Regions from separate parts of the Mus musculus genome. Here all the other regions are linked to region 2. Evidence: chromatin loops called from intact Hi-C (ENCODE). Cell type or tissue: heart. All regions are shown on one strand. Links, peaks and the distances in the headings refer to the core of each region. The heading gives the core; the rest is flanking DNA. Region 1 overlaps Pbx1 (pre B cell leukemia homeobox 1). Region 2 overlaps Pbx1 (pre B cell leukemia homeobox 1). Region 3 overlaps Pbx1 (pre B cell leukemia homeobox 1). Region 4 overlaps Pbx1 (pre B cell leukemia homeobox 1). Region 5 holds the start of Pbx1 (pre B cell leukemia homeobox 1). Region 6 overlaps Pbx1 (pre B cell leukemia homeobox 1).

Evidence for each region. Hi-C counts contacts between places; a loop is a spot of excess contacts. Peaks named below come from ENCODE experiments on the same cell type or tissue, not always from the same donor. Only the 100,000 strongest peaks of a DNase experiment are listed, where the experiment ranks them.
Region 1: it touches region 2 in a loop (3.0-fold over the local background); 5 of 42 quality-filtered maps call a loop at or near these places.
Region 3: a loop joins it to region 2, with 3 times the contacts of the local background. A loop is called at or near these places in 5 of 42 quality-filtered maps.
Region 4: it touches region 2 in a loop (2.2-fold over the local background); 5 of 42 quality-filtered maps call a loop at or near these places.
Region 5: a loop joins it to region 2, with 3 times the contacts of the local background. A loop is called at or near these places in 5 of 42 quality-filtered maps.
Region 6: it touches region 2 in a loop (2.1-fold over the local background); 4 of 42 quality-filtered maps call a loop at or near these places.

Annotation. Positions count from the first base shown.
Region 1 is chr1:168,424,537-168,429,819 of GRCm38, reverse strand. It overlaps Pbx1 (pre B cell leukemia homeobox 1), which reads left to right. Exons shown (of 9, transcript NM_183355.3): 2 at 1,878-1,951. Among named protein-coding and RNA genes, the nearest start is that of Pbx1, 5.0 kb to the left of the region's middle. In heart, for the core only: no CTCF peak of the experiment used is centred there; no DNase peak of the experiment used is centred there; H3K4me3 peaks cover 3,895 bases; H3K27ac peaks cover 2,889 bases.
Region 2 is chr1:168,285,195-168,290,477 of GRCm38, reverse strand. All of the region lies in intron 2 of Pbx1 (pre B cell leukemia homeobox 1), which reads left to right. Among named protein-coding and RNA genes, the nearest start is that of Gm51671, 58 kb to the left of the region's middle. In heart, for the core only: no CTCF peak of the experiment used is centred there; DNase peaks (open chromatin) are centred at 1,387 and 2,287; H3K4me3 peaks cover 1,609 bases; H3K27ac peaks cover 4,000 bases.
Region 3 is chr1:168,213,129-168,218,411 of GRCm38, reverse strand. All of the region lies in intron 2 of Pbx1 (pre B cell leukemia homeobox 1), which reads left to right. Among named protein-coding and RNA genes, the nearest start is that of Gm51671, 130 kb to the left of the region's middle. In heart, for the core only: a CTCF peak has its summit at 4,079 (motif pointing left); DNase peaks (open chromatin) are centred at 2,081 and 4,081; H3K27ac peaks cover 1,350 bases.
Region 4 is chr1:168,377,229-168,382,511 of GRCm38, reverse strand. All of the region lies in intron 2 of Pbx1 (pre B cell leukemia homeobox 1), which reads left to right. Gm51671 (a long non-coding RNA gene) reads right to left here. Exons shown (of 2, transcript XR_003948152.1): 2 at 1-5,283. Among named protein-coding and RNA genes, the nearest start is that of Gm51671, 34 kb to the right of the region's middle. In heart, for the core only: no CTCF peak of the experiment used is centred there; a DNase peak (open chromatin) is centred at 1,991; H3K27ac peaks cover 1,840 bases.
Region 5 is chr1:168,430,545-168,435,827 of GRCm38, reverse strand. Pbx1 (pre B cell leukemia homeobox 1) reads left to right here and starts at 3,659. Exons shown (of 9, transcript NM_183355.3): 1 at 3,659-4,514. The coding sequence starts at 4,324. In heart, for the core only: no CTCF peak of the experiment used is centred there; DNase peaks (open chromatin) are centred at 3,337 and 4,347; H3K4me3 peaks cover 2,218 bases; H3K27ac peaks cover 2,247 bases.
Region 6 is chr1:168,229,040-168,234,322 of GRCm38, reverse strand. The region is part of intron 2 of Pbx1 (pre B cell leukemia homeobox 1); the gene reads left to right. Among named protein-coding and RNA genes, the nearest start is that of Gm51671, 110 kb to the left of the region's middle. In heart, for the core only: a CTCF peak has its summit at 2,576; DNase peaks (open chromatin) are centred at 2,012 and 2,462; H3K27ac peaks cover 1,145 bases.

The sequences.
Region 1 (5,283 bases), core at 52-4,051, 140 kb before region 2:
AATTGGTCCTCTTTTCCAATGTTATTATCTGAAGAAAAGCTAATGGGTATGACAAACGAGAGGCTCCCCACTGGCAACTCTCTCTTGAATTGGAACAGATTCCTCCATAACATTGTTCCAGAAAAATACACTCAGACACCACTGATCAACTGGCTTGATCACAAGTTCTTGAAGTGGAAGAGGCCAGTGAACGTGGGTCCTCACTACTTTTCTGCTCTCTCTTTTTTGTGAAACTGACGACAAACTCTTCTCAGCGGGTATCCCCTTTAATGGCCTAGATGCTGAGAAAGATCAGATGCAGTTTGGGGATGGGGAAAAATCCAGTTGTCTCTCTCTAACCCCATTTGTGTAGCGTGGGGAGGCAAAGCTTCTAGATGAGCTGCCAATTCTTTGCATTTGGGCCTGTGTGTGAAAAAAAAAAAAAAAAAAAAAGACTAGTGGGAAGTATTTTTAAAGACCCAGAAAAGATCTTAAATACATTGAACATTCTGTTTTTTAACCCCTTCTGAGAACTAGGTTGCTAACCCCCCACCTTTTTTTTTTCTTGAAAAAATGTAACTACTTAGACTATTAAGCTCTTTTTCTTTCTTACTAGTTCTACATTTGAAGTGCATATTTGTTAATTCAGAAAGTAAGCCATAACTATTTTAGATGCTGTGTGTATGTACGGTTTGAATTTCGAGTTTACTATTCCCCTGTTACAATTGTACAGAGCATGTTTGTGATGCGATCCCTGCCTCTCTGGAGGATGTGGGGTTTTGTTTTTGTTTTTTTTTGTTTTTTTGTTTTTTTTTGTTTTGTTTTGTTTTGTTTTTTCTTTTGGTTTGTTTTGTTTTTTAACTTTAAAACTGATTGAAAAAGAATTGAATGTGTTTTGAGTGCCCGGGGGTTTCTGCTTATCTTTACACATACATTTAGTTAGTAAACAGAATTCCCTTAGCTAGTAGCTGATAACATCAGTATTTTGTTTCCAAAACAATATCATTCTGCTAAGTGAGTCTATAGTAAACTAGAAGGAAGGGCATTGTTCTGTCCCTCAAGTGCATTCCCAGTACAAACATGCACAACCACAGGTAAATCACTAATCTAAAAGGCAAAATTGTATTTATTTTTTCCCCAGTGGGTGCAAGGTCCTAATTGTAAATAATTGAATTTCAACACCTGCAAATAAGCCGTGTGCGCACAAGAGCCATAATGTGAACACAGAGAAATGAATTTATTCCCCATCTGGGTATGTTTGCCCCCTGGCAATGCATTTCCATACTCTTTAACTTGGGGACTGAAATTTTATAAATTGACAGTTCTACTCACAAGACCTTTCAAGCATCTTATGTTTATGAGAAGACAGGGCGTCTGCAGAATGAATTCGAACACATGGATGAATTAAATTTGAAAACACACGCGCACACACAGACACACAGAGGGAGAGGCACAGCTCCTAGGCTATGGCCCTTACAGAGATTATACAGAACTGTTAACCTAGGCATTTGGCCTTGATGCATTCATTGTCTTGGGTAGGATTCTTGGTTGAAGAATTCCACTTTGGTTTTAACCACTTACTAAGGGGTGGAGGGGAGAAAGAAAGAAAGATGAAAAGAAAAACCCTTTCCCTAATGGGCATAATTTAGGTTATTTCTGCTCTGTAGTTAAATCCCTACCCTCACTGCTAATTACCATTGCTTCTTTTGCTATGGTGGGACTTTGTATATTAAGTCATAAAAACAACTGAAGCATGCCATAGAGTTAGGCTTGGTGTATATTTTTTTTTTTTTTTTGGCTAAGTGTTGAGGTCCCCTCTGTACCTTATCAGTTTGATCTTGAGTGTCCACCTAAGCTGTTGTGTTTGTTTTTTGTTTTTGTTTTGTTTTTTCTTGCAGAAAACATGCTTTAAACTGCCACAGAATGAAGCCTGCCTTGTTTAATGTGTTGTGTGAAATCAAAGAAAAAACAGGTAGGAATGAAAACTCCAACCTTTGGGCCTTTTTCTTTGGCTAGTTAAACCCGCTGAGCCTGCAGCTCCTCTGCTGTTCTTGGGACCTTAGTGTTTTAGAATGCAAGCGCTACCAGGGAAGTCCATGGCTGCTTTCTCTAAAGGGAAACAGCTTTGACAGCCGCTTTCAAGCAGTATGTTGTCTTTAAATCTGGCCCCAACTCTTTTTGAAATTGGGGCTAAGGCAGAGGTTTGGACGGGAAATTTATAGAATGATATGCCTTTGGGGGAAAAATACAAATGTAAAAATCCATTTCCTGAAGAAATAGATTTTTGTCTACAATGACTGACCCCCATCTCTCACCCCTGCTGTTGGGCAGGGGAGTAAGAGCTAAGCTGTTGTTTCCTTTCTTTTTTGGCCACTTTGTTCTTTGTATTTACACAGAGTCACCAACTTGAGGTTCTCAAAAGAGTGTCTTGGAATACCTTTGTGGAATGTCCAATTCAATATTAGGTGAACGGGCTTTTGAATGGCCTCTGGTTTTTCTAGCAGGGACCGACCCTCTTTAGATTTAGGGCACTATGTTATCCAGAGATCATTCCCTCTCTTGTTTTGCTACTTTCTGAGCCTCATATCATAGACTAACACACTTATAACACATCCCAGGAGGGCATTTAAATTTTAAAGCAACAATTAAAAAATCGCAGTCATCAATCAGAGGTGTTCTTAAACAACAGATGTGCGGAGAAAGGCCACTTAGCAACTGTCCTCTTGTTTCTTTATCTTGGTCCTTAATTTTCCAAAGTGGGTTAAATCGCTCCCTTGTAAGAAGAAAGGGTGGGGAAGGCGATCTAACGCCAGGGCATAAAGAGGGACTGGGGGGGTGCATGCAGACAGGGAGCGGCTGCTGGTCTCTGACTTTCTCGCCCACTTTAAAGCCGGGCAAAGTACCTGCCATCCCGTATATTTATTTATTTTTTACAACAAGGTGTATAACAGTCAATAATTCATATCTAAACCATATAAGCAAGGGCATGACATAAATGAAAGTGACAATAGATATGATTGCATGCTCGGTTGATATACATTGATAGTTACACATGGGAAGGGGGGAGGCTGCGGAAGGTGGCTTTCCTTACGTCTCTCCTTTTAAAGGTCTCTCTAAATGTCTCTCTGGATTTCTCTGTTAAGAAAAAAAAGAATCTTTTCAAGGGGTCACTGTTGATTGAATATGCAATTACTCAGGTCTTTCAAATGTCTGTGAAATTAGTAAATAGTTCCTTTGTTGGATGGTGCTTGTAGGGGATGGAACACGCAGACAAAGCACCTGAGACAGGCTTCCCAGACCTCTGAATCATCCAGGTGCCTGTGCCAGGACCTAACCTTATTGCAGAGCTGATAATTGCGTCGTTTTAGCCATGAGAGGCGCCTTTTGAGAGATGTATTGATTGTGCATACCGATATCAAAGGAGCTCTTCCTCAGTGTGCCTCTTAGGTTTTTCTTGTTATTTTGTCTTGTTATTTTCTTTCTTTCCTTCTTTCTATTAGCTCAGAGAAGGAAGCCGGGGGCTCGTGTGCCTATGTGTCTCCTTCTCTCCTAATTTTCCTTCTCGTTTGAAGTCTTCTGTGGTTATTCACTTTGAATGGCGGGTTTTGTTTCTCATCAAGTTGGAGTTTTGTTTTGTTTTCTAATCTCGGTTCATGAAATGTAGAGTCACAATAAGAAGGAATCGGAACTAAAGGGACAGAAGGAGAGTTTCTCTTTAAAGATACTGTATTCTGTATTTTTATTGGGAAGGGTACCACTGAGGTCACCGACTTGTACATCATGGCCCAAGTGTTCAATTCTCATCTCCTAATTAAAACCTGCTGAGGTAGTGTAGATCAAAGTGGGTGGCTGTGAAAAGAGGTCCGATTCAGGTGCGCAGTGAAGACTTCGCCCATGATTAATATTGGCTACGGTGCCGGGGGTGGGGTGGAAGTGGGGAGAAATTGTCGAATTGGCCAAAATGATGTTCTTATGGTTGGAAGATATTAATCTGTTTGTTGGTTGTTGTTGTTGTTTTTTTAAATTATTGTCAATATGAATATGGTTGGAGTCTTAAAAATAATATTATTTGAAGTTTTATGTGTTATTGATACAGGATGCCTTAAAGGATAGCTTATGAAGTAATGTAATTAGTGATGGTTCCTGTGTGAAGAGGGGTACAAAACAAGATTCTATGGAGAGGATTCCTGACTCGGGGGAGCAGGAACTCGCTTTTATTCTTCCAGTTGAGTGTTGGGAGGCTGGAGAGAGGGAACAGACGGAGGTGTCAGTGGTAGAGCAGACAGTACTGTGTTTAAAATCAGCTTTTATTACTAAGAACCGTGTGATTTCTGTGTTCAGGATCTGGGCTGCCTGTGTATCTTCATGCCTTTGATGCCCTGGGGTAATGAATGCAAAGTGTCTGGAAAGTTGCACAAGTCTTTCATTTCAGTGCCCGTTTCTGTCTGTCTGTCTGTCTGTCTGTCTGTCTGTTTCCCTCTCTTTTTCCAAAACTAGTAAAAAAAAAAAGGTGGTCTAAAAGACCAGGTCACATGCTTCTGTGCTGTCCTGGAACTTTTCTTATTGGGACTATCAAGGCCCACAGCACTGAACAAGTGGCCTTGCTGAGGCCATTCAGGGTAGAGCAGATCTGTGTACTCTGGCCAGGAGCTGGGGTGTGTGTGTGTGTGTGTGTGTGTGTGTGTGTGTGTGTGTGTGTGTGTGTGTGGTGTGTTGTGTTGGCTTGCTGCTGCTTTTGTTTCTTGGGTTTTATTGATTTAGTTGGAAGATTGAGGTAAATAGGAAAACTTACAGAGATGCCTGATCAACCTTTTTGGTATTTAAAAAACAAAAACAAAAAACACGTGCATGATACCTAAGGCAGGCTGCACGGACTGAATTATAGTTGATTGATGGGTATTTAAGTCAGAAATTACTTTGGGATTTTTGAAAAGTAGATGAACTTGAGTGTTTTGCTTTTGAGTGTGGGGAAGTGTTTATTTTGATACTTTATGCTTTTAAAATATAAACGCTAAGGTAAAAAATAAAATGCCAACAAAATATTCAGGTTACAGCTTGCGCTCAGCCTCATGCAGACCCTGTTGAGAGCCACGGCAACAAACTTTACAGATGTGCCTTCCAGCTGTATCGTCAGTCTGGGACCATAGCTGCTTTAAATACAGAATTTGGGTCATTTACAATCAAATTTCCTTTTAAAGAACTGTCACTTGTCCTTTTACATGTTAGCGATAGGCTGCATTTTGCCTGTGTCTACGTGGGCTGGAAAATGGGTTTCTTGGGACTGAAGAATAGGAGAAAAAAGTC
Region 2 (5,283 bases), core at 477-4,476:
TGAGCACCACCTGCTATCTGACAAGGGGCTCCCATGTTCCCCAGATAGTTTCAGATACTAGTGACAATTTAGGAAAGACCTTCATAACCTTGAGAAGCTGTCAGGGCACTGAGCTAAGACCACCAGGATGGCGTGTGTGGAGCACTGCCTCAGCTTGCATGGTCCACTGGCCAGCCCCTTAGCGAGTTTGCAAAGCCATCTGAGCTCTATTTTGTCGGGAAAGTGGTAGCACAAATGCAGGTGTTCAACAGCCATGGGAAAAATAAAAAAGAATTAAAACAAAAATGTGCCTCGGGCTCACTTCAACCGTTACCAGTATGCCTTCTTTCCCGTTTGAATATGATGTATTTGCAAGAACATTATCAGCAACTCAACTTTCACTTGACACTGAAAGGCCACTAGTGTCTCAGGGCCAGAGTGTTCCATGTGTCCTGAGGGACTGAGTGGATGTGGAGTGGGTAGATGAGTTGGTCACATACCTCTAGAAGCATGGCATAAGGGTGGTGCCTGGATGTGGGGTGTAGGGGAACAGAGACACTCTGGAATTACAGGGATTCAACAGCCATCAGGCTGCCTCCAAATGAATCCCAAAATTATTTTGAGGATCACACGAGTACGTTTATATCACGGCTAAACCAACATGGCTCATTCGTCAATGCTCAGAGCTTGCTGGGTCTTGCTAATATTTCTTCCAGGGCAAAGTAATATCATCCTATCTCAGCAGATTGGGAAACTGAAGCCCAGATAAGAGACAGGAAGCTTGTGCTAGCTTTTTGGAATTCTTCGTGAACACACAGCTTTGTCTTTATGGCCTCTGTGATTCTAACCTGTTTGTACTTCTTAGAAAGCCACCAGGAGCTGAGCTTCATCTGGGGAAAACTTCTCCAGTCTACTGAATGCACCGAGTCTGTGAACTGTTAGTGAGAGGTGCTGCTTGCTTTTTCTGATAAGATGGACAAGATACTTGGGGAGGTGGAGAGGAAACTGGGAAAGTATGTCAGCAAAGGAAAAGCCACTGGAAGATCTTTAGTTACTTGAGGTTTGAATGCAGGAAAAAGAACCAACGTGGCCAGCTGGTGCAAGGTAGGGTGCTTATCTGCCTTAGAGCCCCACCTGTTCTCAGTGACCCCATCTGGCCAGCCAGGTGTGAGATGTAGCACAATAACAGTGAGGCCCTGAAGGGAGCCTAGTGGCGAGGCGAGGTGCACCTGCTCTCTGGACCCTTTAGCTATGGCCTGTGCTTCCATGTTCTTCAGCCCCCTGCTCTCCACTTTGCGTCAAATGTCATGCAAAGGGGGAAGTAAAAAAACTCATCACTCCAGGGGAAGAGCACAGTGGCTGCTGGCTTCATGCAAGAGCTGAGATCTCTGCCATCAAGAATTCTGTGCAGGCCTGGAGACAGACAGTGCGACCGACCTTTGACCCCAGCCTTCCAGACGCAACACTTCCACCTCACACTCGGCCGTGGCTAATAAATGTCTGCACTGGGAAGGCGGAGGGAAGGCTGTGAATTCTTCAGAGACATTCAGGTTTAGCCCATGAAGGCCCTGGTATTTAAAAACAGGGAGGTGGGAGTGGGCCTTATGGACACCTGGTGTGAGGGGGGTCAGAGGAGGTGAGCCAGGTTGAAGTGGGCCACCAAATTGGGAGGCTGAGGAACAGAGAACTGTATGGGTTCCCTTGTGACGATTTTTTTTTCCTTCTTCTATAGAGTAAAATCAGAAAAGCCCCATCTGCCTTTTAGGGAAAGGTCATTCTTGGTGACTGGTGACATCTGGGGTAGGGCCCAGTTCATTATGCCACCCAGAATATCAGTAGCTTGGGCGTTGGGACCTAGGGAAAGAAGAAGGGATTAAAAAAAAGAGAGAGAAGAGGAGACCCCTGCTGCCAATCGGGCAGCTCTGCCTGTCTGCGGGCTGCTGCGACCCACTCGTTACAATTAAAATGAAGTGTCCGTCAGCGGCTATCTTCTCTGTGTGGTCCATATGTTTCTGAGCTGATACTGTCCGGATTATTCTGTTCGGGAAAACGATAACGGCTGTTTATAACCTTGGCAAAGACTAAGGCCTAATCAGGCTGGAGCACATTTTCACCGACTGGCTGATAACAGGCTGTTAGCGGCCTTATCGCTGGGGAGAGATAGGCCAAAATAAGCAGAGCTGTGAACACAGGAGCCCAATCGAGTGGTACACACTCTGGCCCCGGCTTTATTTTTAGATTCCCTTTTCCCGGTTGATAGCAGAAGGCACAGAGGAAGGAGGTGGGGTGGGTGGTAATGTGTGCCCCGATGGGGGTCGGTGTGAGGTGGAGGGGATGTTAATCAACACAGGGAGGCAGAGGGTCAGCCTGGCTCCTGGTGCTCTGGGCTCTCTTCAAATGAGGGAAAAGGCAAGCAGGTCTTTGGAGACAAAGGAAGGGAAGCGGCTGTGTTTCCTGGCCTGGTGTGTGGGCTCTTTGCCTGTTCAGCTCAGCGGCTTCTGCTGTGGTTGGAGTTTCCATCCTGGCAGACAAGCCTAGGTGCCGAGGTTCTGCGAGTCTATTCTTCCAGACTCTCCCCAGTGGCGGGATGATGTGGCTTTTCTGACTCAATCCACACTGCCTGGAAATCTTCACAGCATCTCTCTAGAGGGACCTTTCCTTGAAAGTCACACACATCCCCACTCGTGCAAAGACCAGACACGGAATTAGGATTAAGAAGTAGGGACACAGACATTCTCAGCTCGTTCTGATACTCAATGCGGCTCAAGGCATCCCGCTCATTCCATATTCATAACCTCGGGGAGGGGTTGTAAGTTCTCCGAGAGGAGCCAATTTCAGATTCTTAGTAAATCTTTCATGGAAAAGCCCCCTTGAACTTGCCCCTACAAGCCAAGTCTGTAGCTAGCTTTTCCTTCCAGATTAAAGCAAAAAAGAGGAAATACAGTGTGGTGAGCAATACATAAAACAGGAATCCTGGTAGTGTTATATATGTTTTTTTATTGTTGTTTCTGTAATTGCAATGCTGAGACTCAAAGCCAGAGCCTCGTGTACATTAGACCAACACACTACTACTTAGCTATATGCCCAGCCCCCAAACAGTGAGGTCTGGCATTTTCTTTGTCCTTACCCTCTTTGCAAATCCCCTCATCTTTAAATGAAACAGATTTTTAAGTATTCTCCATTCTCCATTGTGTCTGTCTGATTCCTTCCATCTCTGTCCTCCCCATTCCTTCTTCCCTCCCTCTCTCTCTCTCTCTCTCTCTCTCTCTCTCTCTCTCTCTCTCTCTCTCTCTCTCTCTCTCTCTCTCTCTCTCCCCAGCTGCCTGTTTCAGGAGTCACTTTGTCTTTCTAGGATTCAAATAGGAGAACTGAGTGGTGGGAAAGAGGGGAAAAGGGTCCCGAGCTTGGGGGAGGGGAGGCACTTTCAGGGCACACAGACCAAAGTAGGCACAGAAGGCAGCAGAGAGTATTATGACCATTATCATGCTAATCTATTTACAAGGCTCTCTTTATTCATTAATCTTTCAATAGCAGAATCTCTCCTACAGCTTGGAATAAGAACCACCTGTGTCTCTTGGACCCAAAAATAAAAGTAGAGAGGACAAATGACAGTGTCAGAGGAGGAAGGGGAAGGAAAAAAATCAGATAAATACAAAAGGATTCAGTCCCAGGCCTTCTGTCGGATCTCTGCATGGATGATCTTGCAGCTCACAAGCTACAATATGACCCCATCACTTGGCAGTTTAGGGGCCAGCATCCTCCATTATCTTAGTTCAGAGTCAGTGGGATAGAGTTATTAAATGGTCTGGTTTTAAAAGTTCAAACTCTTTTTTTTCCCTGTATTACTCTGTATTGTTCTCTTTGGAAATTAGTGCTACTATTGATATAAGTCATTTTTTATTAGCAATTCAGCATCACCAGTTTACTCAATACAGGGAACTTAGGTTCTCAGAGAAAATTCATAGTAACTGAAAGCTAAGCTGGGAGAGGGTTTGCGTGCTATCAGTGGAGAGCCTGTTGTCGAATACACCCGTCATGAAGAGGTGTTTACAGCTGTATCTGTTGCATCAGCATAGGTGGGTTACCTTACCTACATAGCCTTGGCAGGTCCTTATTACCCTGTGTTATGGTACTGAGTAGAAGACTTAGGACCTGGAGATAGGACACCAGCTTTCCTTGTCATTATTGTAAAGGTGTCAGAAGTGGCAGTTGTCGTATGTACAGAGGAGGACATGTTCAGGTTGGACCCGAGTATTATACATGAGGAAAGACCTCGGGACTCTCGGAATGGAACAGCTTTCCTAATGTTCTCCACAGGCCTTACATTCTCCAAATAATAATTCTAACTCACGCCTATGATCCGGAGACTTAGGTCTTCAGTTCTAGTTAGCAAACCTTCTTGCTCACAAAGCGATGGAATTTCGCCATCCTAGAGATGGAAGGATGAAGAGGCTCAGCCTCATGGCAGGGGCCTGGACTGGCCCAGGCCAATCTCAACCCAAACTAAGATATTTTATGTTCTAGTTCTCTGCTTTCTCATCTTTTTGATGATTTTATATTATGATTTCATAATAGAATGAAGCCTTTAAAATGAATCCCTCGACTGTGTCCATGACACTTTTTGTTCATCTGTAAAGTAAGCATTGTAATTTTCCCATTGAATTTTTCTTTCAGTTTCTCCTGAGATGGGACTATACCACCCATCTCCATGTTTCCCGAGGCACCTAGCTTACCCAGTTCTGCACACAGAACTATCCGGTAAACATTGACTGTAGAGGCTGTGAACCAATGAGTGGATATATGACTTTTAATTAGGCTTCACAAGTGGTGACTCCTTTCCTATAAGGTTTTCCTAAGTCACATGCAAGTGCACAGCCATCCAATCCTTGTGTCTTCAGTAGAAACAGGAGAAAAAGATGAGGGTTTTGGTAGTAGCAGTGGAAGGAGACAGTCCTAAACTGCAGAGGGCTGGTTCCCAGCATCAGATTGTGTCATTTGTTGTTGTTGGAGTGTCTTGACCATGACGACTTGGGAGAGCCTAGTGGCCTTATGGGTCTGCAAACCTTGAGGTTGAAGCTTTCCCTTGCAGAGGTCAAGGCTTCTTTAGCTGCTCCAAGAATCTGTTCTGGGTGTTGGAGTTGCACCCTCTGTCTGGAACAGGAAGTAACCTCTCTAGGACCATGGGGGCTATTTGATAAGTATTTGTCCAACAATGAATGTGTAACTGTAGCTTATACACACCTGGTCCATGCTTTCAAAGTACAGTAGTGGAGTGGCCAACTTCTGGTTTCCCTTTCAAAATAT
Region 3 (5,283 bases), core at 557-4,556, 72 kb after region 2:
GACTGCACGTGCCACATCCCCAGCAATAGCAGCTGGTTTTAATGTTTTAAATATTGAGTTCCTCCATGCCCTAGCAGAGGAGGGCCGAATCTTACCCAAATTTAAAGCTGAAGCCTGCTTTCCTAAACCTCGGCATATGAATAGAGTCTTTGCTCTCTTCTAACTAGAATTTATGTATTTTTAATGGAACTTTGAAAGCAACCACTAAAGGGGAGACTTCCAGGCTAGCTTGTCTGACATAAGGTGAGGTTACTTCCGAGTTGAATGGTTCCCGAGGGTCTCCCAGCCTTTGGGCGTGGCGGAGGCATCCAGTGTGAGCCCTGGCTGGCTGGGAGGACACAGATGCTTCCTGGCTCTGGGAGAAAACCATATGGAGAGTGTATGTAAAAAGCAGACACACAAAACCTAGGCCTCGTCGGGAGGAGGAGATGGGTGGCTAGATACCTGTGGCAGCTCCTGCGGCCAGTTTAGACCAGTCTGCAAGTCTGAAGGCAACAGAGAAGCCATCTCAAAAGAAAAACTGATGGGTGGCACCCAAAGAGCGATACTCAAGGTGGCCCTCTCCTCCTCCTCCTCAGGTTAATAACACATAAGATTTTTAAAGCAGTGGGGACCTTACAGTGCTTAGGAGAATAGTAACACAGGAGCCTAAACGACAGGAAGGGGGAGAAAACCCAGATGCTTCATTGGAATGTATTTGATGCACTGAAGAATGAGTGGTTTGTGGGATATGATGTCATCACTGACCAGGCCTTGCTCAGAAGCACACGAGTTGTATGTGTATGTAGTTATATGTGTGTATCCGTGCCTTTGTATGTAGCGCACTCACTGGCTTATGCTGGTTCTTTCGTTGTTACAGATTTGTAACATACACGAACCAGACACCAGACTCTTAAGACGATCATTTCTAGTTCTTTACCAGCATACCAGCCTCCTGAAGGCAGTGTCTCACGCAGTGCAGGGGAGCCTCCTACTTGCTTTGTAGCTGAGGGTGATATTGAAGTTATGATCTTCCAGCCTTCACCTTAGGAGTGATGTAATAACAGGTCTGAGCCTCAGAGGAACCCTCCATGTACCAAACACTGGATTATACTTTAGTAAATAATAATCATGTGTTGGACCAGGTGATAATATGTCCTTAATTCTGGGAAGAGGTGAGTTCAAGGTCCTCCTGGTCTACAGAGTGAGTTCCAGGACAGCCAGGGCTATGTAGAGGGACTCTGTCTCAAAAGAAAAAAAAAACTGTCATCACCATCATCATCATAAATAACAATAATAACGTTATTTTATTTATAATCAGAATGGTGGCAAATTAATATTATCACTACTTATTTGTTGATGAGGAAAATGAAACTAAGAGGCAAAGTCACACAGTGAGAGTCTATAATGTGGGTTAGCATGGAGATATCCCCCTTCTATCTCAGTGTACTTTCTCATGGTTCCTCATGCCGTGTTATAGACCTGAGGGAAGAGAAGCCCGAATGTACACGTCTGTTCTCTTGGCTGTTAGAACTTGGTGGTGGGGTTGAGAAACGTATCATGCCCTAGCAAGAACCAGGCAATGCTCTGGGCATCTTATGGAGACTTTAATCCACAAAACCTTTTCAGTTTAAGGCAAGAGACCATCAAGAAACCCCTCCTGCTTTCAGTAGTGAGCTGGTGTAGAAGGTGCTGTTGTAGAAAGAAGCCTTCCTCTCCATGGGGTGTGCAGTATCCTCCAGCCACTGGCTCCACACTTCCCATGCTTCTTATGTATAACTAAGTAGGGATGCTTTCCCACGTCATGAGTTCCCATGTGCAGTCCAGGCCTTACACACCCTACCCTGGCCCTCTCCCGGGCCTCATTCCCTTTCCTCAGATGTCTTAAATACATGGATCTGAAGGCAGAGGCAGTATGAAGTCATGCCCCAACCCCCCGACTTCTGCAGCTTTTCTTGGGACAAAGGGGGTTTCCCGAGCCGCCATACAAGCTTTAGCTATTAAGATCTATAAGTCCGTCACTCAGACAGCCGGCACCCATCCAGAAATGCAGGCGCCTGTTGCCCAGTGCATTCACTTTCTCTCTGCCAGCTGGCCCGGGGAGACTCGGTGTGCCAAGCAGGGAACGTGTGAATAGGATCCATCCATGCCCGCACATCCCCTGAGAAGTACAAGCCCTGTGACCAGAAGGGCCGAAAGCTAGCCCAGAGAAAAGAAGAACTTGCTGTGTCTCTAAAGAAAAATCCCTAAACAGAAATGCTCAAAATAGTAAAACCATCCCAAGAGTGTCCTGTGTTTTTGTTGTCATCCCCTGCCTTAGAAACTTCACCCACAGCTCCACGTGCTGTGGCTCTGAGCCAAGTGGGAAGAAATGACTGCACTTTCCAGGTCCTGGCTAGAGCGCCCTTTGAAAAATCAGTGCGGCCTTGATACCTTAAGAAACACTCCATAAAGATGCTTGCACTGAAATCCTTAAAGATCTTACTGTCTCGTTGCTGGAAGGAAGTTTACAAGTCCCTTTCTGATATCATATGCTGTTTATGCATACCTGATTGCTAATAAGCCAAGAAAAATATTGGAAGGATTGAAAGATATCTTGTCTTCACACCAAGTGGTATCACTTTAGGAGGCTTTTGACCCTGAACGAAGCCCTGTGTGATTCTAAGGGGACAATACTGAGTATCAGAGTGAGTCCCAGATTTATAGATTCTGTGCACTGGAACCCTCTGAAGAGGCCATTCTAGGCCAGCAGCCAGGAAGATTCCCGCTTGGTCCTCTAAGGTCTGAGTTCCGTCAGTACTGGGCTCTCTGGAGCCTATCCATCAACCGTTGTCTGGCAGCTGCCTGTAATGCTGGATTGTGAAACTGGGGGAATCAAATGGTTAATCATTTCCATTTACTTGATAGACGACTCTTTAAAATAACTCACCCAGACAGCTTTTCCATCAAAGACGGAAGAGGCTTGAGCACTTCGGGGGAAGAGCGCCTATAAGTACAACCCCAAGCTTCAGGCTACTAAGGAATGGAAGATGTGGGTCCCGACACTGTTTAGAAGAATCAGTTCATAGCACAGTCATTTTCCAGCTGGAGAAGTGTCCACCGGTTTGTGGATGGTTATGCCTGTAAGGAAATGACAGAACCTGAAAGGTCGGGGTGGAGGAGTAAGGGGTTGGGAAGGGGGGAGGTGTTCTACAAAGCTTAAAGCAGTTTGGTGTACTCTTAGGCCTCGGGGGAACCCTTCACAGATACCAGTCCTGTGCTTGGGTGACTCTCCCTCACACAGAGAGCCATTGCCTTAATGTCAGCATAGCATTGCTTGTTTAGAATGGCCACATATGAAAGGCAGATCTGAGTTTTGGGAAATGGGCACTGGAAGAGACGGGAGAGCAAACGTGTTCTCTCTGTACAACTTACAACCGGAGGGTGGGGCACGTGTCAGGAACCAGCTGTGGCAGGACACAGATGCCTAAGACGCCATAGTTCTACATCCTACTTGGCTGCTGTGCACAAGAGCGCTGAAAAGACCCGAAGAGGTGCATAATACATGATCCGGGAGATCATGGGAGATCACCATGTCACCACTGGCTTCCAGGAGCTCTCGATCTTGGTGGCAGGAGCCTGCCTTGTTTTAGCCAAGTTTCTGTACCTTTATAATCTGTAAGTGTGCTAGCAGAGCGTGTGCTTTCTGTCATCAGGTGACACAATTCAATGTGCACAAAGGGTCCCAGCGGATGAATGGTTTCACTTTCTAGAAGTACAAGGGCAGGTTACTTCTTTCTCCACTGGCTTCAGAGCTCTGCCTGGCTTGGGCTTGGCACCTTCTTCTGCCTTGGTACCTTGAAACCATGAAGAGACTTCCTCAAGCCTTCCCTAAGTCTTATGTCCCTTCTCCAACCATCTCTTTATCTTGCTCAGCTGAGCGAGTCTCAAGCTTCACTCCATAGCCTGAAACAATGCCTTCTGCTAATATGCCCTCCTCCCTGTCTGCCCACATTTGGGAATCTCAAATCGGAGTAGATCCCAATTCCCCAGCTCCATGGAGATGTTGGTAGCTATGGGACCCTTCTTTAAACAAGTCCTCGGTGGGGAGAGAGTGCCCTCTAGTGGGCATCAGCCAGGAGCGACTCTGGAGCTGTGTTGCTCAGCCAAGGACAAAACAATCCTTTGCACAGACCTCCCACTGGCTCTCTTGAATGTGCCTTTGGGTTTGGTTTGTTTTTCTCCTTGTGTGAAGAAAATAAATAAAGAATGAACAGCAGGAGGCCAGTTGTGAGGGCTGCTCCAATCAGGCTGTGACAGTCTCCTTATCGCTGGAGTTTTAGCACCGGATTAACCCTAGGGCAAGTGATAGCAGCTGATGTGACTTCAGGTGTTTTCTGAAGGCTGTGACAACCTCTGTATAAATCACTTACCTGTCGTGACTGGTCTCTGTCGTGATTGGAATGGGAGGCAGTGATTTGTGAGTAGGAAACCCCTTTAAGAATTATTAGCTAACAAGGATAAATATCTTGGTGTTATGTACAGCCAGTGGGGCTGTTGGGACCCTGTATGACCAGCATGCACAGGCAAGGGGACTCTTAAAGCTCAGTTTCAGGGAAAGCTGTTGGGCAGGAGAGGGAAAGGAAGGAGGGAGGGGGTGCTGGGCACCCATCAGGGAGGCGGGAACCTGATCATATGTGATGGCTGCAGGATTAGGTAACAGCTCGGCTGGTTGAAATTGGATCTTGGAGGACGAGTGTTAACATCTCTGGTGTCCCAGTGAAAGGTTCATTTGAGTCTTGCATGGTGCTAGAGAGATAAAAAGGAGCTTTTAAATAAGCATTTTGTATCCAGCTCACCAGAGTACTGACTTCAAGCCATAAATAGGAAGTGTCACTTCTGTTAGCCGTATCGCTTATTTCTTTAAAGCTGGCGGCATTTTTTTTTTAACTGACTAGCTGAACAATTTCCGGGTCAGTGAATCCAAATACCTCAGTTTGTTTGTTTTGTTGTTGTTGTTGTTGTACTAGTATCTTGAAATCTTGTCCTGGGAAGAAATACAGACCTGCAAGATTCTCTGCCTTTTTCAAACACACACGTGCACCCCAAGACCATCAGAGCAATCACCTCCTATGTACTATAGCACAACAAAGTGCTCCCCTATTTGTGCCTACTTCTTGCACATTGTCCAGTGTAGTTTACTTTCATGAGTAGAGTATAATTGAAATGGTGCAATGTGTGTGTGGACGGAGGACGGTTCTTCTGGGTTTCTTCTTCTTCTTCTTCTTCTTCTTCTTCTTCTTCTTCTTCTTCTTCTTCTTCTTC
Region 4 (5,283 bases), core at 375-4,374, 92 kb before region 2:
TCCTTCTGCCTCCCCTCTACCTTTCTGTGCTCAGTACCTGTGACTATAAAAGCACTCAGCACAGCTCCATGTCTCTGAGCTTACCATTTGTTTCTTTGGAATCAAAAGGCACAGAGTGTTCTATAAGGAATGTCTGCATGGCATTCCCCAGGAGCACCCCCCTGCCCGCCCACCCACTCCCACCACCTGCTCCGAGGGTGGAAAAGGCGAAAGGTGAAAGGTCATGGCGCTTCCGTCTCTGTCAGGGTCTCCCTTCCAGGAGTGACCTTGGTACCAGGGTCTCCTGAGGAGGTGGGTGAGAGTGGTGGCGAGGAACACTGGCCACAGAGTCTTCATTTTCTAGTCCTGACCCCGATGTTAACTGGCTGATTAACTCTGGCAAGTTATTTGATACTTCTCTGCCTGATGGGTTAGGTATGAGGAACAAGAAAGACTTTACCTTACTGGATTACTGGGCAGATCAAATGTATCTAATAAACACAGTGTGTTTATAGCAGTGCCTGGCATGTAGGAAATACCACATGAGACTTTCCTTAAAGAAACCTTTCGATGTAGATATCCTGGCATACATGTGTATGTAGATATATAGATAATATTTCAAGCATTTTTTTTCTTTCTACCTTAAAGAAATGCAAATTGGTAAAACAAAGCAAAACAAACAACAGGAACCCTGTGCGCTAGTTTCTCAGCATCTAGAAGATGTAGGTGGGGCCCTCATTCAAGCCTTATGCTCCACATTTCAAAGTGTAATGTTTTATAACCATATGTGTAGGCACGCCATCAGGGCCATCTCTTAGACATGTATTTCAAACACCAGGCTGGACTGAATCCAAAACCCAACCACTTTTGAACTTGTCCTTCTTCTGGGAGCAGGTCACACCCTTGGTGGACTCTTAGCCTTTGCACAGTGTCCTTTGCTTCATGTGCATTCCCGTGGCTCGGTGCAGCCTAGTGAGCTTCCACAGCCACCTGCTCAAATGTCAGGATTGCAGTAAAGCTATGCTTAACTCCCTCCAGGATCATCCTGGGATCCCCAGAGCAGGGTCTGTGTGTCTGTGTCCTAAGGTGTGCACACTCTGTTTTTATGATCGCTGTGTAGGCGAGCTCTGACTCTCCCCTGGGGCGGGGGCGGGGGGGGCAGGGACGAGACACAGCTGTCAGCACAGTGCTAGTTACCTAGCTCATGCTATGCATGGGTCTTGTTGTTTGTTTGTTTGTTTAAATAAATAAACTAGTATGCATAATTAGTGGATACAATGCAAATATCTTCCCCGTCTCCATCTCTAGGGAAAGCAGGGAAGAAAATGCGGAACTCAAACCCCACTTTAGGACTTGACCAATTTTGAGTGAAAGGCAGGATTTCCCTAAAGCACACTCCATTTAAGCCTGCCACAAGATAGACCCCTTAAAGCACTTGGAACCAGAGAGGTGATTTTTAGGGGATCTGTCAGGCCTTGGTGTCTTGCTGATAAAGTAGGATCTGACTAGAAGACTCCCATATACTCAAGAGATGGCAGTCTGGTGGGATGACCGATCTGAAGCCAAGCACAGTCCAGCCCATGCCTAGCAGTACCTGGGCATTTGATTCCTAGACTTGAGGTGTTCCCTGTTGAGAAGTGTGGTCCCGTCCCTTCTCTGTGTGTGTCTGTGTGTGTGTGTGTGTGTGTGTGTGTGTGTGTGTGTGTGTGTGCGTGTGTAAATTTGTAAAAGCCCTGTGGGGCTGCTTTTGTTGTTTTATGGACCAGTGGTTCAACCGTTCTCATTTTACAGTGCATTACATGTCCTAACCAAGGACACACCTCCTTTTATGGCAGAGGCTCAAGGAGTCTAAAATGAGGACACTGATGGCAGCTCTTCCCTAACTGGCTGTGATTCCTTCTGTGCTCAGGGTTCACGGGCCGCAGCAGGTCAGCCCACAGATACCTCCCTTTGCTTGCTACGTGGTCCTGTTGTCCTGTCCATCCCCCAATCTCTCTTTCTCACTCCTTCCCCCTGTGCTCACCCCCGCCCCCACCCCATTCCCTCACTTCTGTTGACATGTGACTTGTAGCATTGGCTGACTTCCTGCCTGCATCTTGATGTCTGCCAACTGGCCGATGATGGGTCTGCGATCCCGCTTCCCTCTGCCTGTTTTCACCCTCTGAACTGTGGAGGCAGCTCATAAAACATGGGCTCCACACATTTTACAGCATTCGGCTGGGCTTCTCACAGCACACATGGTAATGACAAGCAGGTTTCCAGGGGGCAGAGCCAACTGGAGGCTCAGGCTTCCTTTGCATGACATGTCAGGTGGACTGTGAGCATCTCCCGAGATGTCTCAACCGTTTTCACTTCTCAGGAGGTCAAAGGACATGTGTGGACACGGTTCTTTCCAACCGGTGGCCCCTTTCTGACTATAATACAAATGCGTGGAGTTTGATCCTCTTACCTTGGTCTTGTTGAATGCAGTATTATATACACACACAACCACGAGGAATTTTTAAAACAGTGTGTGTGCTATCTTTGCCCCTCATTCAGTTTTCTTCATGCAAGTAAATATAAGAACATTAAAGCCATGACTATTTTTTTTCAGGATCAATATTTCCTTTGTTCAGGTAAGGAATTCTACTCCGGAGTAAGATTCCTGACCTTATATGGCACTGGTCCCCAACAGATGCCAAATGCTCAGGTCCCTACATTCTAAATGTTAGGTACCAAATTGACCTTTCTGTAATCGATTTGTTTAATCCAGTGTTATTAAGAGCCAGCTGTTCCAGCATTGATTGGATTGATGCGATGGCCCTGGGAAGCAGTCACTAGACATGGCCAAAGTCACTAAAGTGTGTGTGTGTGTGTGTGTGTGTGTTCTGGGCAAGGACTCAGTTAGTAGCAGCATTGGATTATGCACATCACCAATAAGTCAGACCAAAGAGACAATTACAGGTGGCCTGTCACCAGAGGAGGGGGTGAAGTAGGAGAGGGAGGGAGAGAGGGCATGTCTAGCACTGTTGGCTTTGGAATTTGGCTACCTTTGGCCCCACATGCCTAAAAGAGTCTTGGAGCTTAAGAGCCAGGCATCTGGAAAGGCAAAGGATATGGGTATTGGTTACTAAGATGCCTTCTAGGTGGTCACCATGGCAATCTCCAAAGATGAGAGCCCAGGGGGGAAGGATGAAAAAGAGAATTTTTGACTCTTTCCATTCAGGCCTTAGAGCTGCTGCTGAGAGTTTCCTAGTAGCCTTTAAATGGCTGCCCTACAAATTTGGGCTGCTACCATGTATGAACAGGTCGGGCAGCAGCAATGCCAAGGCCAGAAGTCATACCATTCCTGTCAGTGTCCTTGGGCTCCTCATGTATTATCTCCTGTGCCTCCTGAGGTTTTTCTCTGCCTCCAAGACTTCTCCACTCTTCATCTGTCTCCTCTGATGTGTGGTTGGGAACCTCATCTTCCGATCTTTATTTTGGTTTTGATAGGAAAAAATTAGGCTACATAATAATACCTTGCAAGGATTAAGTGCCGTGTTGGGTGTATCTCCTCTGAGAAAGGTATTCCTGGGAGTGTACCAATAAAATAAGTTTAGTTAGCTGAATCATGTTTTGCAGACATCGAAGTTCTCAATTTAGAAATCTCTGCAAAGGATGGAAACCTGACCAAAGTCGTCTCAGCCTCACACTGAGATTTTTCAGTAAAGGTTTAAGAAGCACATGTTTTTTTCATGAATTACAAAATAAAAATAATAAGAGAGAGAGAGAGAGAGAGAGAGAGAGAGAGAGAGAGAGAGAGAGAGAGAGAAGAAGAAGAAGAAGAAGAAGAAGAAGAAGAAGAAGAAGAAGATGATGATGATGATGATTTTGCTAATGCTACCTACTTTATTCTTGACATGATTCGGTTCCTTTAAATATAGCAATATAGTCAGTCCTGGTACACAGACTGATAATCCTTGCTACTTGGGAAGCGGAGGCAGGGGGATTGTTGAATTCAAGGACTACCTGAGTTACAGAGCAAAGGCTAGTCTAAGCAGCTCAGTTAAGATCTTGTCTCAAAATACCAAATTGAAAGAAGACTAAGAGTGGAGGTCAGTGGGAGAAATCTTTGGGAAGCATGCGGAAGGCCCTGAAATCCAGGTCCCAGCCCTCCCCCCAAATAAGTAACTAACTACATACATGAATAAGTAAACAGGTCAATAAATGGGTAATTATGAGTGTTATTGGTTCTTATCCTGGGATAGGCACAGTGCTAAGTTCATTGGCAAACATCGTTTCCTTGCATCCTCATCAAAACCTTTGAGGAATGGGGTATCTTTATTGTTATTGATAGAGTTTTGAGACTGAGATTCAAGTAGGTAATCTGTTAAATTCGAGACTGTATAGCTGTTAAAAGATGAACTTGGAACTTGATCTCTTGGAGGCCGGATCCCAAGGCCTTGATTATAAAACCTCCCAAGAGTCCAGCTTTCCTGATAGGATAAAATAGTTTACCTTCATTAATTTTTTTTTGTGACTTCTTCAACATATGAGGTAGAGCCCACTGGTTCTGTGTTGGTGATGATATAGTTCCAGTTCCCTTTGTGATGGTGACTAAGGCTCTTTTCTTCGGCTCCTAAGCTCACTTGGGTAGAGCTAATGAGAACGAGGTGATGAGGTCCAGCCCCCATTGGCGTCTGTTCACTGGACTGAGATTCAAGGCCACGAAATTAACCTTTCACCTTAGCCAGCTGCCTCTCAAACACGTGCTGCTGCTAATCAGAGAGAATAAGGAGGGTATTGTAGCTAAAATGCTATAGCCCCCCAAGACCTTGACCAGCGGTTCAATGACATTAACTTTCCAAATCAAAACTAGTCATTATTGCCATTCAAATAAATAACTTTAAATGCCATCTACTTGGTGTGTGTGTGTTTGTGTGTGTGTGTTTATTTGTTTGTGTGAAAGGAGAGAGCATTGTCAAGTGAGTTTGTAAGTTCGACTTTTCTTTACCACAAGCCTTTTCTGAGTGTTAATATAATGTCTGTTGTATATCTGCTAGAAGGGTGTGTATAGTGTAGTAGCGTTTTTCAGAATTAATTTGACCCGAGGACCATCTTCCTTCACTACAACCCTTAGAAACATACTTTAAAAACCGGTGATCATGATGCATCCCTTTAATCCGAGAGCTCAGGAGGCAGAGAGCTCTGTGAGTTCAAGGCCATCCAGGTCTACAGAGTGAGTTCCAGAACAGCCAGGGATTTGCAGAGAGATCCTATTTCTAAAAGCCAAGGAAAGGACAGGACAGGACAGGACAGGACAGGACAGGACAGGAATGGAGC
Region 5 (5,283 bases), core at 990-4,989, 140 kb before region 2:
AGTCTGGGAACTAATCCTGAATAAAAAATTTAAAAAGGTATTTCTTAGAAAATAGAACCATGTGTGTGGTTGTGAATCTGTCTCTGAACATGCCAACAGATCCAAGTCCTCGTTTACCAGGAAATGGAGTGGGGTCCTTTCACTCATGCCCCACACCATGTTCTTTTCCCTTCAGTGAAGAGAACTGTGTCCTACTATGTTTGAAGAAGTTTGAAAGAGAACCCGTAGTGTCACCTAGTCTTGCCACAGAGGTCAGCATGGTGGGATGACTCTGTGGCGCATTAGAATTAGGTTAGACGAAGAGAAAGCTGCTTTGTTACTTGGTAAAATTTTGATAGTGACTCACATCCGGAAAGCAGGACTCAGCAGGCCTCAGCTCCTCTGATGTTCAGCATGGTCACCAGAGTTATGAATTCTTCCAGCACACATTTATAGAACAGCGAGATTATAAGGAAAATATTGTCCAGATAAGAAAGGAATAAAAACTAGTATCCATCTTCTGTTATGCTTCATAAAGTTGAGAAATTGCACGTAGGATTTTTTTTTCCTCAGAACCTACTTTTATAACTTCCCTAATGTAAGCCTAGACATTTTATTTCACCTAAGGTGTTTTCTCCCTTTGACTTCCTTTATTTGCATTAAAAAATAAGGTCAGAAGGCAGGATATAGAGATGTTCACACAAAATCGTACAATCTAGTGACAGAACAGTTTCGTACGTTCAGTACAATCCATGTCCATACAACAAAACATCCACAGAAGGATGGACTAAATCCTAGCCAGTCACTGAGTGATGCTAGTCTGTACTTGTCTAGGAATTTAAGGAAGTTTGCTTCTTTACCATAGACTAGGAAGGTGTTTAAATTGGGTGTTAAACGAGTCAAATGAAGTGCTAATGTATCAGCCCCGGATACATTGTATCCACAGCTATAATTATGACTGTATCAATGCTGCACTATTCCACACTGGAAGCCATTTCCTTTATCTTTCTCCCTCACACCAAGTCGGCTCTCACAGTGGTACCATCCTGATACCATCTCAACCTTGTCCTTGCCTTCCGGTTTCTATTGCCTTTTGGCTGATGGGATTTAACCTGGTCTCCCCTTCTCAGACGATTTGTGCAGCCTGAGTCATTGACCTGCTAGTTTTGGACAACTGTATAACTAGCCATGCCTCCTGCTCCCATGCTTGAAGCAGTCACTCATGTGACCTCAGTTTTCCATGGGAGAAAGCACAACGCTGCCTGGGCAGTCACACCTCCTTAAAGTTAGTTCCACTGTGTCCACACCCTGAAGCCTCTGTGAACCCCGCCCGCCTTCCAGAACCAATCTGTCCTTCAAACTGCCTCAAAGCCCACTTGCGCTTACTCTAAGTGGATCTTCACTTTCTTTCATCTCTTCTGCAGTGTGTGCTTTTTCTAGTGTACCGATTATTTATATTGTAATTTATTTGGGCAACAGTATAGAGTCACAGTTTAAAGCATAAGAATTGAGACCAATGAGTTGTAGTGACCTAAGTACCTTGAACAGGAAAAATACCATGGTAAGCAATAAATATTAGTTATTTGTTCTATTAATATTGTACACATCCTTAATTCCCATAGCAAAATTGAGCCTCAATGATAATGATCTTATGGTATTACTGATACCTCTCTTAATACTTGACCTGGCAACACTTTATGAGATTCACGACTCAGAACCAATTGCTTCAAAACTGATTTCTTTATAGGCTCTGCTCCTACCTCATGTTGTAAGAGACAAGGGATTTATGTCTTGGCCCACATGGGCCGAGATTGACATGTGACTTAAGTACATAGTTTTACTCAACTTCTGATAAGTGTTGATTAAACCAAGAGTTTACAAGTTGAGATATGTGTGTGAATAAAGCCATTTTTATTAAGTAATATGGATTTGTCAGTACAGTTAATACGCATTATTGCATGCCCTTTTACCAGTGGTGCCAATGAGCATGCTAAGAGCTGCTTTGAAGTGCTTCCCTCAGGGCCCCTTATCTTGCCAAATGTTTGCATAATGATTGATGAAAAAGATAAAATTCTATTTGAGGATCTCCAAGTGCTTGGCTAGGTGGCTGCTTCCCATTCTGCTGATTGGTGCCACTGAGGCTGGCAGTGGCTCCTTTGGCACTATATCTACGCCAGAAAAGGGTTGATGGCTACACAGAAGAATAGTCCCAAGAAGTCCAGAATTTTTCTAAATGACGAGAGTGTTATTTTATCTTATGGGTATTCAGACCAAGTGCCCAATCAGGTTCTACTGTTGGTTGGAATAAAGGAAAATAAAGGTAAATGTGTGGATTTACCCCGGCTCTAACTCCTTATTGGCTTCTCTTAATTCATTTACTTCCTTTTACTTCTAATCCCAGCCTTCTTGTTTTAAGATCTGTTCTTCTAAGTCTTAAGTCTGTTTGCAAGCTAGACAAGCAACAGACATGCAAGTAACTTTTACCACATTCACATGGAGCTGTTAAGTGTGAGGCCTGCTAAGAATCCACCCAAACTTGGGTATGAATTCTAGCTTTGATACTTTATAACTATGGACTTTGAACAAATTCTTTAACCTTTTTGAGTTTCCTCTCTGTGAAATGAGAATAATAATCCATAATTCACAGAGATGTCTTGGGGATTAAATACAATAACTCAAGTAAATTACTTTGTGCATAGTAGGCATTCAATAAATGTCAGTTTCCTTCTTCTCCCTGTTATTAATGCTTATTAGACTATATTAAAAACTAGAACCAGACTGTGATAATGCAATCCCTTATTAAGTGTTTAAGCCAAATAACCAACTTCCCTCAGGGGGAAGAGAAATGTTGAATTCGGTTTTTTTGGTAAACTTATTTATTAGTATTTTTCTCGAGTTTTATTCCTCAAAGTCCACACTTCAGCTACTGTTTATGCCACAAAAATGACAATTTATATTCTCTTTGCTGGCATAGAGTTGAGGATTTGCAAATTATCCACTACCTAGACTTTGATCTATTATTCATTATCTTAGCAGCCCGATTTTATTTACTAACTACGTCATATAACAAAGTTTTGCTTTCAACAGTTTCCCTGAGGTCTAAGGATTTCAGAGAATCAAGTTTACTACCGCAGCGTCACCGCGTAGACGAACGAGGGGTGGGGCGGAGGGATCCACACCGTCTGTGTGCTTTCGTGTTAATTTTACAGTCTTGCGTTTAAGTGGAGCCACGTTTCCCTCAAGGACGGAGCCTAAGAGAAGCAGACAAGAGCTGAAGCTAAGGTCTCTCTGCGCCTTTAAGAACTGGAGACTGGGTCATAGCTCCGCCTCCTTCCCGGCCCACCTCTGAACTCTGATTGACAAGACTCCCGGGCTAGGAGGAGCTGAAGGAGGCCGAGGAGGAGACGCTGGGTGGAAAGTAGGGGGAGGAGGAGCCCACTTTCAGGACTAGCCAATCATAGAAGGGGGCGGGGCTCAAGAGCCCTCCTCCCTCCTCTGACCCCCGCCTCCTGGCCTCTCCGCTCCCTCCCCCCTTCCCTCGGCCCCCTCCCCTCTCCTCCTTCTCCTCCTCCTCCTCCTTCTCCTCCTCCTCCTCCTTCTCCTCCTCCACCTCCTCCTCCTCCTTCTCCTCCTCCTCCTCCTCCTCCTCTCAGGCTGTGGTTTTTCTGTATATGTTTCTGGAGTCCTGAGCCTGGGCTAAACAAAAGCAGGAGGCTGACGGGGCTGCTGGAGTTTGCAGAGACACGGAGGAGGAAAGAGCTTGGGCTTTGCCTGCCGCCACGGCTGGGGGTGATCTGGCTTCTGCTACAGCCCACCCCCTTTGAGATCACTCTGGCCCGGAGTGGGGGTGGGGGGCAGCGGGGGGTGGGGGGGAAAGTTTGCATTGCAATCCCCCTGCCTTCCTCTCCTTTCTCCCGATCAATGCATATTTGCAAAAGGATTAAGCCACAGATTTAAGCGCCGGGAGCCCATTTCTGCCTTGCAAAGGAGATCGGACTGAAAAACCCAAAGGCGGCTCTGATTTCTTTTCGCCAAGTGGGAAGGTGGTTTATTTTTCTTGCTTTTTTGGAGTCAACACCCTTCCCCACCAGCCCTTATCCCCACCCTCACCCCGCAACCCCTTCACGCCCCCCTCCCCCTCCCCATCCTCCCACCATCCTCTAAAGAGGCAAAGAGATTTTTTTTTTCCCCTTTTGGTCTTCTTCTTCTTTTTTTAAAACCCTGGTCCCTGTTTATCCTGAAAAGGATTTGAAGACAGCTTGAAGGATAAAAAGCCTCGGTGCTTCCCAGGCGCCGATCCGAGGAGCCGAAGAGGAAGAGCCGGGGCTGCCGGAGCCTTCAGAGATGGACGAGCAGCCGAGGCTGATGCATTCCCACGCTGGGGTCGGGATGGCCGGACACCCCGGCCTGTCCCAGCACTTGCAGGATGGGGCCGGAGGGACCGAGGGGGAGGGCGGGAGGAAGCAGGACATCGGGGACATTTTACAGCAAATTATGACCATCACAGACCAGAGTTTGGATGAAGCGCAGGCCAGGTGAGATGGAGGCTTTTCTTTGCCTTTCTTGTTTTTTTTTTTTTCCCTCCCTCTCGCAGGGGGAAACAATGGGAACCGAATCACCACAGCGCTTTCTTCTAAAATGTTGTTTCTTTTCTCATTTTGACAAACAACTCTATGGCGGAGGAGTAAAATTTAAAGAAGCGTTGTTATCGAAAGTGTGATCGCCCGTGCTGAGATATGGCTGTGTGTAGATAGATGTTGTGCGAGTGTGTCTGTTAGAGGTATTTGTATGAATGCACAAAAACACGCAGCCACGCCGAAAATACTGCCAACTAATCCGAAAGCGGCCCTCGGCACTTTTTTACAGCTTTAAAAAAGTGTATGAAGGAGGCAGAATTGTCAAGTTCCGAGCCGCATTCCATGCCTTCGGTAGTTGAGGGACTTCGGAACATGACAAAATAAAAAAAAATGTCCCAAGAACACTTTATTTGCAGATCCCGCTGACTCCTAAGCTAATTCAGCAAGTTTGATTTTTTTTTCTTCTTCACTTACCCTTCCGTAATAATAATAATAATAATAATAATAATTATTTGGTCTTTTTTTCCTCACTCCCCACTCAAAATAAACAAACAAACAAACACAAAAAGCAAGGTAGCTCTGTGTTAGTAGATGTCAGATACTAAGAAAATACCTTGCCATCACTCCATTCTGTTTTTAGAAAAAGGAAATGGGAAGAAAGGAAAGACAATTTTGCTTTTGAGGGCTGTTTGTTAGTTTTAAGAGACTCCGATTTTTAGTTTAACTT
Region 6 (5,283 bases), core at 645-4,644, 56 kb after region 2:
GTACAGAAAAACAGATGGATAAAAAGTTACATGAAAATCACAGCTGCCACTCTGGACAATTAAGCAAAACATGAAATTGCAACAACAACAACAACAACAACAAAACAAAAAAATAAAAAACAAACAAACAAAAAAAAAAACCCCCACAGGGTATTGAAATAGAACAAGATTTCCCAGGAAGGAATCCTGCTGTTTGAACCAGAATGAGGCTTAACTCCGCATCTTCTTAAGGGGAGTGCTAGTGTTTGGTATTCCTGTATTAGAATTCCTGCAGAGACACCTCAGTAACTGTGCCTGCCTAGCAAAGTGACTTTCATTCAAGAAGCAGAGTTAAGCTAAACTGGGGTACCTTTGAGTCATGCTTTCAAGATTGGTTTTGATTATTTTTATATTAACTATATTATCTTTAGTTATTATTATTTTTAAAGGTCTGTGTATGCCCAAGAATATGTGTGAAGTCACCCTTGGAAGGCAGGTGGCGTAAGATATCCTAGCTGAAGTTATAGGTTGCCTCCCATGGGTGCGGAAACCAACTCAGCCCTCTCTGAGCACAGCATGTGTGTTTGGCACTGAACCATCATTTCTAAGCCCTGTCAGAGGGGGCTTGAAAAGGGAGCAAGTGTTAACATTTTGCTTGTGTCATTCAGGTACGTTGGGACAAGCAGGGCTCTATAGTTAATGCCAGTTTTGCTGTACAGTGAAGGACACAAGCTTCGTGATGTTGTCCAGAACTTCTGGGGCTAAGAGTCATAGAGATAGAACTTGGAATCTGAATTCAAAACCCTGGCTCCCTGCACCCACTGTCTTGACACCAACAAAGTGAATACCCACTCTGTCTCATTTCCAACACTAAAAACAAAACAAAACAAAAAAAGGGGCCTACATTGCTACATTGCTTGCAAAGTCACTCAGCTCCCCAACCTTGCCAAGACTCTCGGAGGTCTTTACTATGAACATTGTCTGAAGAGAAGCTAGTGACTGCTTCATGAGTTTGCATTTTTCTCTCCTCCATTTCCTATTGTGTAACACCCAACAGTTACCTGGTAGATGGCCCCAGTCCCCAAGAACCATTGCTTGGGTCTGCAGGAACCATAGAGCCAACAGAAAAGCAGCTTACCACTTTCACAAAAGGAACAGCTCTCTTGCCACTCCAAGCCAGCTCGCTCTGTCTCACCTGTCCCCACCTAGGGCCAAGAACCCATTCACTGACAAAGCCACTCACGTCCATGGGAGTGGATCTGTTCGCCTAGACTTGTACATGTTTGGCTTCCTTACCCATTGGATGCTTTGCCTAAAGGCTTTAAAGGGGCTCCTGAAGAACCTCACGGATGAGTTGTGGGCCTCAGACTACAGACCTGTTCTCTGATTTTATGTCATTTTCTGGTCTCCACACATGACATATGACCTGAGGTAGCTTCATATTTGACTCTGACTGCAGGAAAACATGTACGTCAGGGAAGAATTAGAAACCAGAGATACTACTTATAGGAGAGGATGAAGAGGCCTTCCACCCGCTTGAGAAACCTGGGTGCAACTCCCTTCCCCTTTTTTTCTGTGTTATTTATTTAATGGAGCTAGTAGAACAAGTTCTTTTGTCAGGAGCCCCTGTAAGATCGGATTAGGTTATTGTGTGTGCCTTGCCAATGGAAGTGACATCATAAGCAGGAAGCTTGACTGTGAGAATCTCCGGCCTAGGTACCAAATGGGAACCTTAGATCTGTGGCCGAGATTGTATCGCAAACTGTTTAGGAATGACTGGTCTGTGAGTGACAGGAAAAGGTTTTGTGATATTACTACTACCACCGGGGACTAGCGTCCAGTTTCTGCCTCTTTCACCTGCTCTGTGAAACAGTCTAGACCATGCCTAAGTCTTCACTTTGTGTCTGCGTGCCTGCACTTCCCTGCTTCCCTGCCATCTGACTCTCCCGTCTCAGGTCACAAAATGGTGGTTGACTCCTAGACAGTGCCAGGCTGTCCACGGGGCTCTGAATTAGAGCAAACAAGCCAGGGGCATGCTGAGCTCTCGGGTCATGGAGAATTCTACTTGGAGCACTCTATCACTTTGAGCTGGTTTCAACTTTTCTGAGCAACTTTCTTAAAATATGAGACTTGAAACTCTGCCTCTGAAGCCTGGTGTGGGTGTGGGTCATGTTGCACAATGTGGATGAGATTATGTGAGATCTTTTCGTTCAAGGAAAAGCAAAACCATCCCGACATGCTTTTAGAAGGCTGCCCAGCTCTCAGTGCCTTTTCAGAGAATGCTGGCGCTTCAGTTGTATGTTTTAATAAACATAGAGCAGTTGACCCACAAGGCCCTATGAGTCCCACTTTTGGTATTTAATGGATACTTTAGAGTGATTTGCCCAGGACCAGAGATCAAGAGTAGCAGACCAAGGGCGTGAACCTCTATCGGAACCATTGTTATATGCACATGACCAGGGTCATGTGGCGCTCCACCACAAGTGGTCCCTTCCTGTGCTCTGTGTGCCTTGACCTCCTTGCTCCTTCTAGTCAGACCTGCCAGGGCAAAGCCATTTTCCCTCCCTACCTTGTTTCCTTCCCAGACTGTCCTCTAGGGTGCACTGCACCTGTCCAGGCTACCACACTCTCTTGATGGATCTTCTCCCATAGAGTGTGGTTATGCAGTTATTCTGCTTCCACCCCACCCTTCTCTGCAGCGACTCCCATTCTAACTGACAGACACAATTGTACGTATCCATCATATACCACATAATGTTTTGATGTAGATGCATTGTCTACTGTCACAATGGAAACTTGTCACCCTCTCTATTTACACTGGCGGTTCAGAGGATTTTTCTTGAACAAGTGCAATTCTAAAGCCAAGACCCAGCATCTCTGTGTCTTTCCATCTCTTGCTGTCTTCCCGTTAGATGCACAGTAAATGTTTTGCTGTCTGTGCTTGTGAGCTTGAGAGATACAGGAAGGAGAAGAGGGCAATGAACTTTGAGGGAGAGCCACGGGCTGCCACACACGCAGCACCTGTACCTTCATTTGTTCTGAGTACCGCTGCTTGGGCGTTTTGGCCAGTCCTTGTCAGCAAAGTGATTGAGAAAATTGCCCTCTCCTAGTCTGTTGCTCTAAGAGCTCCCCTTCCACAGGATGGCCACACTTCATTCCCAGGCCTCCTGGGAGACCTCTTCCTTTCTCTGTCATTTTCCTCATTCTCCCTGAACACCGTAAGGATTTGAAATACTTCCTGCCCACAGTTTCAACCAAGGGATTGCCAAGGGATTTCAATGTTTATTGCTTTCTTCTCTGGCAATGGAACAGTTCCAACCAGCTACTATTTGAGAGACAGACAACAGAATGGTTTTTGCTTATTATCAAACTGAGAGCAGGGTTTGCTTACAATAAAAGGAGAATTTGAGTCTTTCTGCACAACTAGGTAGGGGGGTGTGTGTCTGTCTGTCTGTCTGTCTGTCTGTCTGTGTGTGTGGGGGGGGTGATTGGGAGATTCTTTAGCCTAATATCTCTGAATCTGTTCCCTGGTAGCCAGACCTGATGTTCTGACCACAAAAAGGAAGGGAGACTGCCTTGTTTGTAATAATAAATGGCCTTTCTTTCATATCTGCCTCTCTCCTCCTGACTTAGAGCTTCCCTTGTTGTTGCTCTGTCTGTTGTCTTGAACACAAGACTCCCTGCACTTGACATTCGCTACAGTCTTTCTGGATTTTCTCCTAAAACAGCTTTCTTAAAGCCCCCAGAGACCCTTAAAAAAAAAAGGAATGCAAATGGAAATGCTTTGGAAGCTGAAATGAGAGTCATTGGGAGTCTTGAGCTCCTGGCCACACTGGGACAAACTATTTTTTATTTTGGGTAATATTTCTTCTTTGGCATTTATTACACCTCTGTTAAACACAGCTCATGTGACACAGTGTTACTCACAGGCAATCAGAGGAAAAGCTGAAAGTTGAGCCATTAGTAGGGCAGGGCAACTTATTGTTAATAGCAGCCATTAAAGCTGAAAGGGAAAATTACCCATCTGCCCCTGCCAGCCCTGCCTGCCTGAGATGGGGATTGGGCCTCCAGGCCGGAAGGGGGGCTGGGAGACCATGAGGGAAGAAGAATGGAATGCAGAAATCAGAGCGCTTGGTAAGAGAGGATAGAGCTGGATTCCTGTCTGGGTCATATCCCAAGAGTATGGGGCGCAGGATCTCCTCGCCAGAATTCAAAAGGCCATTTAATACATCCCCGGGAAGTCACCTGATCCCTCTCATCCAAAAATCTGTGAAATCCATTTTATCCACAGGTAGGAAACCCAACAGCAACATTCTTTCTCAGCAAGGCTCCCACCACAGTGGATAACTGAAACAGAATTTTCCCTGCCTGGTTCTTTGCCATGAGCCTTGGGGTTAAACAGCACATTTCATTTTAGTCTGTATTGAAAACACACACACACACACACACACACACACACACACACACACACACAGAGTTTAAAGCCTCTTAGACACCTTAAGTTCTAGTCAAAGAGGTGATATCAATTACCTACTTTACCTAGCCACTTTATATACTTGTTTGATATGACCTCATAAGATGTCAGCTAGGAGAATAAATTTCAGAGGACTTCTAAGGGCAGTGGTCCTCAACCTTCCTAGTGCTGTAACCCTTTAATACCTCATGTGACCCCAACCATAGAATTATTTTTGTTGCTACCTCATAACTGTAATTTTGCTACTATTCTGAATCATGATGTAAATATCTATGGGTTAATTTTTTTAATGGTCTTAGGCAACCCCTATAAAAGGGCCATTTGATACCCCTAAGAGGTCTTGACCCATAGGTTGAGAACTGATATTCTAGAGCATGGCTATAAACCTCACTAGATGCCTTAAAGGCAAGAGCTATGGCTGATTTTACAAAGTCCACATACTTACTCCATTGCAGAGTGACCCCTGCTGCTGCAATTACAGATCAACGTACAAAACTTTGACTGGGGCTTGGCACTGAACTCTGAGCACTTGTGTTCACTCCCTGGACCACACGTCTGCAACTTCAGAAGAGATGGAGCAGTGGGGGAATTTCGTAGCCTTGCCCAAATGCTTTTGTGTAGACATAATTGACTAAAGCCTGAAACGCAAGGCTCTGTGATGTCTGCCATGGCTGGTTGGTGGTCTGAGCAAGCACACACACACACAGACACAAAGACAGACAGACAGACAGACAGACAGACAGACAGACAGTGTCACACACACACAGTGCCAGGATGATGATGATGATAAGTGGTTGAGCCCATCAGGAGAAGGAGTGGCCTGCTGGCTC